Linked DNA regions of Homo sapiens: region 1 is linked to region 2. Evidence: chromatin contacts called from ENCODE Hi-C or POLR2A ChIA-PET data. All regions are on one chromosome and are shown on one strand. Each heading gives the region's core, a stretch centred on a gene start or an enhancer-like site at or near the end of the contact. The rest is flanking DNA. Distances are from core to core; before and after follow the strand shown.

Region 1 (4,109 bases), core at 608-3,107, 4.6 Mb after region 2:
TACAGGTTATGAAACTTAGTGTTCTAATCATTACATTTATGGGAAAGAGTGGAAAGCAGTTCAGGTAACATAGCTGTAGTTGAACAGGCTAGGGGAGTGGTGGCTGGAGAAAGAAAAGAAATATAGTTGATCCAGGTTTTGGAAAGTTGAGATCTTGGGATGTGCTACTCCAGGAGAGTTAGGAAAAATACCCTTTTCCTCGACTATGGTACAGTACAGTAAGTATTGACTCTGAAAATGTTCGTAAGTACTGGCTTCCTTGGATCTAGAGGGAGTCACATTAAAATGGCTACATTTGTATCAGAGCTGTCTTTTATTCTTTTTGGCATGGTCAAGTCATTTCTAATCAGAGTAGGGGGAATACTGGTAGATCAGACGTCACTCAAACTCATGAGAATTATCTGTTTAACATCCACAAAGCAAGTAGCCCAACAAGCAAGGTCCCCAGGAGCCTACTTTATCCTCAAGGAATCTGCTTAGTCAATTGACGTATTCACAGGGCTGGAGAGGTATGAGTGGTGGTTACCTTCGTGCCAGAGCAGAACATGCCTTGTAGTTACTGCCATATTCTAGCCAAGTTACTCCATTTACTGTTCCTTTGTTCCTAAATTAACAAGGAGAAAAGACTGTGTGTTCAACACATGACCACAATAGAGAGGTTATTTAGAGAAAGCTTAAAATGTACTTGTGTTTTCTGTACTAGGCCTAGGGCACCCCAGTTATGAAGCCTTGGCCTGAGTTTCTCTCTAGACGGTGCTGAATTGCCATCTAGTTACCTATTCTGACACCAGGAACATGATTCTTCAACAAACATTGACGGAAGCTTACATGGGACCGGATCACAGCGCTGAGAAGCACTGGGGCTAAGGGGCGGCACAAAGTCTAGATATGGTGGCAGCACCTGCTCATAATGAAATGCCCACAGTTTAGTGGAACACAGCTGCTATTACTCACCTGTCTATCATTTTGTTTGGGAGAGCCCTGGTGGGAGAGGAGTATGGTATTTAATATTTAATTGAGCAGTTATATGTGAAAGAGCGTTTTCACGAGACTTAACTCCTTTCATCCTCAAATAACCCTACAAGGCGGGTACTATTCTATCCCTATGTTACAGATAAGGAAACTGAGGCAGAGAAGTTGCGTGCTTCATCAAGGTCACACAACCACTCCGTGGAGGCAAGTTGAACACAGGCTGTCCGGCTTCTGAGAGCCAGTGGAGAGGAGGGAGACGGTGGGAGACGGGCAGGGGGAAAAGGTGGAAGTAGACCCGAAGGGCAGGCTTGATCTTCATAAGAGAAAACAGTACTAACACCATCCACTGATTGACTCGCATATTTCCATCACTTAAAGCTCCTGGCGTCACTGCCAGGAATGGAAAGTTAAAAAACTCCCAGCTCTGTAAGGTTCTGCCTGGATCCTGAAAAAAACCTTCCCACATGCCCCGAGGAAACTCGAGGGCTCGCTTCTTTCTCACATCCCTGGCCCGGGGCACCGGAGGTCCCGCTCCGGCGGAGGAACTACAACCCCCACAGCACCGCGCGCGAAGCTGGGCCCCCCTGAGGGAAGGGTAAGGTGTCCCGAAGGTGCCTTCAGAAAAAAATTACGTACGTTTTTCGTCGCTTTCCCACGATCACACAGATCTCAGGTCCAGGAGGACGCATCGTCTTTTTAGTAACAGTGCATGCTGTGAGGCTTGTAGAGTCGCCTCTCTCTTCAGGCGCAGCAGAGGGCGGCCGCAATAGTACGCTCGCGCGGCGGTGGCGGGTGGTGGTCCTTGGACCACGCGGTGGGCGGAGCCAGCGGCGACGGCCTCCCCTCCCCTCCGGACGCAGGCCGGAAGTACGTGAGAGGAGACTTCCGGCCACTGCGTTGTAGTCGGCCCGGCTGCAAAGCGTTTTTCTGCAGGCTGTTTTCCCAGGTTCCCTCGGCCTGTACCTCGCGCACTCCTCTTGCTCCAGGTCCTTCAGTCTCCGCTCGTCTCACCGTAGGCTGTGACGACATGAGCAACAAAGAAGGTGGCGTCCTTAACAACACGGGGCGTTATTTATCCGGAGGGGGAGGTTCTCCAGTCTTTCTATGCAGTTTTCCCCTTTTCACCCTTGAAGGATGCCTTCGTCCCTTGTAGACTCGGGGGCGGCCCCTCTGTTTCTCTCCCCGGCCAGATCGGCCCTGTTTACACCTCCTTTTTTCTTAAATTTTTGAGGTGTGATTTTATCCTAGTTCAGTAATTGCTGTAATGCCAGATCATAGCACCAGTTGGTGGAAACTTGGATGATTTGCTTGGAAAGGCCTGGGCAGCGTCTCTGTCAGTCTGCGGAGAAAGCCTCTAAGGCGAGGGCCCTGTGGGTATCTGGTTTTAAAGCAAGGAGTAGGTTTGTCTATGTTGTGTTTTGCAAACTCTTGGTGATGGAAGATCCCTCTCTTTTTTTCTTCTCTATATAAGGATCAGGAGGGTTCAGGAAAAGGAAGCATGACAATTTCCCACATAACCAAAGAAGAGAAGGGAAGGATGTTAATTCATCTTCACCCGTGATGTTGGCCTTTAAATGTAAGTTCTCTGCAATGTAAGTTGAAGAAGGGGAGAGAACAAAATTATTTAGCCATGGTTATGCGCAAGAAAACAGTCCCTAAGAATTTAATGTGAAACTTTAGCTGGAGGTTTTGTGATGGCGCTAGATGTACCCTAAAAGTCTGGATTACAAAGGCCTTCACTTTTATGTCCCATTAAGAGAAATATTAGTAATCAGGTAAACATGACTTAAACACAAGAAACAGTAAACATTAATTAATATTTGACATGTCACATACTCAAGAATTGTGTACCTGATAATATTTACTCATCTGTTATATGCTAAAATATATTTTCATTTAGTGTGTATTTGTTTCCTCTACTAGACTTGAAGACAGGGACGGTATCTTTGTTTTAACTGTAACACTTAGCACAGAGTGGGAGCTTGTATCTATTAGTGAATCTCGCATATCTATATACACATATTTTCACAGTCCCCTTTTCTCAGCATATTAACTTGGACAAGTTATTCCTCAATTCAAAACAAACACAAAACAAAATCCTCTTCCTTTTGTCCCTGTCTATCCACTATCCTGTACCTTACGTTTCTGTGATTAAGGAATCTGGGAAGGGCTTAGCTGGTTGATTCCTATTTGCAATCACCTGAAGCCTTGATTGGGGCTGAAGGATCTACAGCTGTTGATAGTTTAGGCCTTTTGCCTGCAACCAGCTCTCTGTTCCTGTCCACATGAACTTCTTGTGCTGCTTGGATGTCCTTTGGTGTGGCATCTGGCCTCCTTCAGAGAGAGAGAGTGCAAGAGAGCAAGGAGGAAACCACAATCTCTATGTCCTAATCTCAGACATCAGACACTGTCATTTTTGTCACATTGTGTTTGTTAGAAGGGAGGCAGTTTTAAAAACTGTCTCACATTGAAGAGGAAGGAAGTTATGTCCCACCCTTTGGAGGGAGGAGTCTCAGGTTATTTGTGGATATATTTGAAAACCACCACAGTATCTACTGTGATCGTCAGAAGTTTAAGACAGCTGGCCGTAATTGAATAAAGAGCGTACTGATACAGAAGGTGGAGTTGCGGCTGGGTGTGGTGGCTCACGCCTGTAATCCCAGCACTTTGGGAGGCCGAGGCGGGGGGATCACGAGGCCATGAGTTTGAGACCAGCCTGGCCAACATGGTGAAACCCTGACTCTAATAAAGTACACGGTGAAACCCCGTCTCTACTAAAAATACAAAAAATTAGCCGGGCGTCAGTAGTCCCCACTACTTGGGAGGCTGAGGCAGGAGAATGGCGTGAACCCAGGAGGCGGAGCTTGCAGTGAGCCGAGATCGTGCCACTGCACTCCAGCCTGGGCAACAGAGCGAGGCTCCGTCTCAAAAAAAAAAAAAAAAAAGTACGAAAAATTAGTTGGTCGTAGTGGGAGGTGCCTGTAATCCCAGCTACTCGGGAGGCTGAGGCAGGAGAATCGCTTGAACCCGGAACGCGGAGGTTGCAGTGAGCCGAGATCGCGCCTTTGCACTCCAGCCCCGGCGACAGAATGAGACTCCATCTCAAAAAAAAGAAAAGGTGGAGTTGCTTCTAAGGT
Region 2 (3,695 bases), core at 584-3,083:
TGTGCAGAGAGGAGCACCCAACAGCCGACCAGTGCCCAGCCACAGACGCCACAAGGCACAGTCTCCATTCTCCTTGGAAGAAAGGCCTCCCCTACCCCTAGGAAGAACGGAGCCTGACACAGAGCTTGTGTTCGCCCATATCACACACACTTAGAATTCTGTTCTTGGGAACTCAGGCAGATCTCTGGGGAGCCGATGGGGGACTGTGAAATTAGGTTCACTTCTGGATTTCATTATAATAAAGCAGGCCCCTATCCCCAATTTTAGGCATCAACATAGAACAGCTAACTTTAAATTTTTCCAAGTGATAATATAAAACAAACGACTTTCAATTAAGTTAAATGTCAATATTTGTGAACCGAAAAGTACCTGTATCAGTTTAGAAATTTATGTTGCGAAGGTGAAGGACTCGCGCCCAGAAGACAGGTCTGTGCCTTTCTCCAAAGATGATTTTGAGGGCTTCAATATTTAAAGGGGAAAAGCAGGCTGGAGGGGGAAGATGGAAGGTATGTTCACATTATTGAAGCCACATGTTGCGATAAAGGGAGCAGGTAGGGCAACAGTTATGTATTTGGCGCTCAGTAAATCGGCACTTTACACAAGATAAGGTGAACATAGAGTGGAGATACTTCACCTTTAATCTGTAGCTATCTGCTTAGGAACAAAAGGAAAGGCAGTTGCATGACTCAGCTTTCAGTTTAATTTTTTTTCCTTTTGGCAGAGTGAATTTTCGTTTCACAATACCAAAAAAAAAAAAAAAAAAAAAGCGGGGGGAGGCTCAGAATAAGGAACAATCCTTTGGCTTGAGTATTTCATTTCATGAAAAACTAAATTGTTATTTCTTTTTTCCACAAGAACGATTAACAGAGCTGCAGACCAGTGTTTGGGGTCATCTGAGTGGAAATTGTCGAGCCGACTTTGGCTCATACGTTCCTTTTCTCGTTAAGGAGGGAGTGACGGGGCAAATCTGCGTGCTGCTGGTGGCGGTGCCTCCCAGGGCTGCTCGGCGGGGACGCCGAGGGCTGCACCCGAGCTCCATCCCGTGTTGGCTGCGCGCCCTCCAAAACCCCGGCTGTCAGCGACTGCGGGCACCTGCACGCCGACGAGACCGGCGGGCGGACAGCGACTCCGGTGAGGGTACTATCTCTCTACCCTCGGGGCGCGGGTGGCAGAGGCTTCCTGTTTTGAGGATGGCGCCACACAAAACAAGCATCCTTAGCCTGAAGGGCCCCGGCCGAAGGGCCGGAAGTGGAAGTGCGCGGCCTTGCCCGCCGCGTTTCCCCTCCTCGGAGTGCTTTTTGTGGACCCTGGGCAAGGGGCTCTTGCTACATAGAGAGGAGCAAAGAACAGGCATCGCCCGGTCCTTAAAGCGGCGGCACCCTCCACGCCCCGCAGTCGCGTCTGCTTGGTCCACAGCCTCCCCTCCCAGGCCCGCGCAGAGGCCCAGCAAGCACCAGTCTGGAGGCAACAAGCACGCAGGGGTGCCTTTGCGGCCACGCACACTGCATCGCAGTGAAAAAGGCTCCCGTTCTCAAGGCGCATGCGCGCAGGCCAGCAACTCCAAAGCCAGGCCTCCAGCCCCGGTTTGCTAGAGAGAAAGGTAGCCGGGAGGTGGGGAAAAGGAGAACAGGAGGGCCCTGTCCGCTAAGGTAGCCTCCCATTGGCTCCTCTTGCTCCGCTCTCGGTCGCGATTGGCTACGGGCCGGGAGCACGGGCCGAGCACGCTCCCACGCGCAGAGCGGCATTCGGCAGGCGGACGGCGGTGCAGCCAATGGGAGCGGCCCGCGGGGCGGGGCTTGTGAGCTGGGGCTCCCCCGGAGCGGGCGAGTTGGTAAACAGATCCGGAGCGCGTGGCGGGCGTCAGCGCGGTGGCCAGCGCGCAGAGGCGGGCGCGGAGGCGGCTAGAAGGTGACCGCGGATCCCAGCTTCCTGCAGCCAGGTAAGGCTGCCACCCGCCGGCCCGCCGCGTGCCCAGGCGCCGTCTGGCTGCGGCCAGAGCTGGGGTCAACACCCACCTCAGCCCTTCTTGCATTCTCTTCATGTGACAGCGCAGCTTCCCCGCGAGTTTCGCTGGCCGCGAGCCTCAGGTCCGGACGCAGTGGGGGCGCCTCAGTTGCAGGGTGGGTCCTCTGCAGCCGTCTCACGTCCCTGGGTCCACCTCAGCCCCTCGTTCCTGCTTCGGGGAGGAGACGAGGGCCACGTGCAGAGCCTTGGGTCCCTGGAACACGCCCGCTGCTTGCCCGACCGCCTTCCCGCTGCCGAATGCCCGTTGCCCATGCCCTTTGGTCGCCAATACAGCTTTGATGCTTCGCTTTCTAATAATGTTGTTCTTCACTCCCAGACCCCCTTGCACTGTGTGTCTGGGGCTCTAGGCTCGTTGCCGCTGGCTGCAGGTTTGGGTGAGAACTTTGACTTCCTTGGCTGGAGCCAGCTGTTGGGCTTCGCAGGTGGGAATTTTGTGTGAACTTGGGACAGGGGATCCTTTTTGATCCTTTCTTCCTTTCGCTTTTCTTTGGCCTTTCCTCTTCTCCAAACTCTGGGGGGTCTTGTGAGTGGTTTGGGCTTACTCCCCTAAACTCGAACCTTTCCGAGGCTCATTCTCACCCATTGCACAGAGGTAACAGCCCCTCTGCCAAACCCTCTTTGGGCGATGGGGAGTGCTGCAGGGGCAGGTTTGGGTGTTGGGACTCCCCATTTGGGTGAGAGATGTCAGGTTCCTGAAGGGTGAGAGGCTTGTGTGCAGTCTTCCAGCCTGAGTCGGGCCTACAGCCTGTTGAAAAACTTGTGCACGTTCACTTGGGCCTTGGATCTACGTGACAGGATTGAGTAGCTGGTCATGCCAGGCCTACCTGATTGCCAAAGGATTTGAACATTCCTTGATGCCAGCCTGCCAGTTGTCACGCTGTGGATGGGTAGGTCATCCTGGCAGGAGGGCTCTTGGGAGACTCTTCTTTTGGAGGAAGGCCTTTCTCCCGAGGAGAGACAAAAGGGGAGCTACAGGAGCAGCATCTGTAAGACTCAGGCGGCTGGGTGCGGTGGCTCACGCCTGTAATCCCAGCACTTTGGGAGTCCGAGGCGGGTGGATCACCGTAGGTCAGGAGTTCGAGACCAGCCTGGCCAAAATGGTGAAACCCCGTCTCTACCGAAAAAAAAAAAATACGAAAATTAGCCGGATGTGGTGGCGGGCGCCTATAATCCCAGCTACTCAGGAGGCTGAGGTGGGAGAATTGCTTGAACCTGGGAGGCAGAGGTTGCAGTGAGCCAAGATGGCGCCAGTGCACTCCCCTCTGGGCAACAGAGCGAGACTCAATCTCAAAAAAAAAAAAAAAAGGCTCAGGCAATGGCTTAGAGTGTTTTGTTCAGCCTTGCAAATGGTGCGGACTATGCAGAATCGTAATGATTTGGGGCCTAATGTTGAGCAACTCAAAGGAAAAGTGAACCAGGCAGAATGGGCACCTCCCTCAGAGCCAGTGTGTTATCTAAGACAAAGTTTTTCAACCTGTGGACTAATGACATTTTGGACCCATAATTCTTCGTTGTGGGAGACCTGGCCTATACATTGTAGGATGTGTAGCAGTATCCCTGGCTTCTGTCTACTAGACTAGCACCGCTCCCCACCCCTTCTAGCCGTTGTGACCATCAAAAGTGTTTCCAGACATTGCCACGTGTCCCCTGGAGGGCAAAATCTCCCTTGA

Evidence for each region. Hi-C counts contacts between places; a loop is a spot of excess contacts on that map. ChIA-PET counts read pairs that join two places held with the same protein, here RNA polymerase II (POLR2A). Pooled maps may share reads with other maps.
Region 1: a loop to region 2 is called in a map with no recorded cell type, with 11 times the contacts of the local background. The contact joins the promoter of TSNAX here to the promoter of COQ8A in region 2. A Hi-C loop is called at or near these places in 1 of 37 single-sample maps with no recorded cell type and 4 of 50 pooled maps. POLR2A ChIA-PET finds 5 or more read pairs at or near these places in 1 of 52 experiments (naive thymus-derived CD8-positive, alpha-beta T cell).

The regions. Positions count from the first base shown.
Region 1 is chr1:231,526,812-231,530,920 of GRCh38, forward strand. It overlaps TSNAX (translin associated factor X), which reads left to right and starts at 1,858. Exons shown (of 6, transcript NM_005999.3): 1 at 1,858-2,015; 2 at 2,444-2,548. The coding sequence starts at 2,000. TSNAX-DT (TSNAX divergent transcript) reads right to left here and starts at 1,745. Exons shown (of 3, transcript NR_173106.1): 1 at 1,609-1,745; 2 at 527-604. It overlaps TSNAX-DISC1 (TSNAX-DISC1 readthrough (NMD candidate)), which reads left to right and starts at 1,842. Exons shown (of 16, transcript NR_028393.1): 1 at 1,842-2,015; 2 at 2,444-2,548. RefSeq lists enhancers at 1,125-1,946, 1,415-2,614.
Region 2 is chr1:226,938,461-226,942,155 of GRCh38, forward strand. COQ8A (coenzyme Q8A) reads left to right here and starts at 1,834. Exons shown (of 15, transcript NM_020247.5): 1 at 1,834-1,939. RefSeq lists enhancers at 504-1,195, 930-979, 1,170-1,269 and silencers at 1,540-1,849, 1,900-2,059.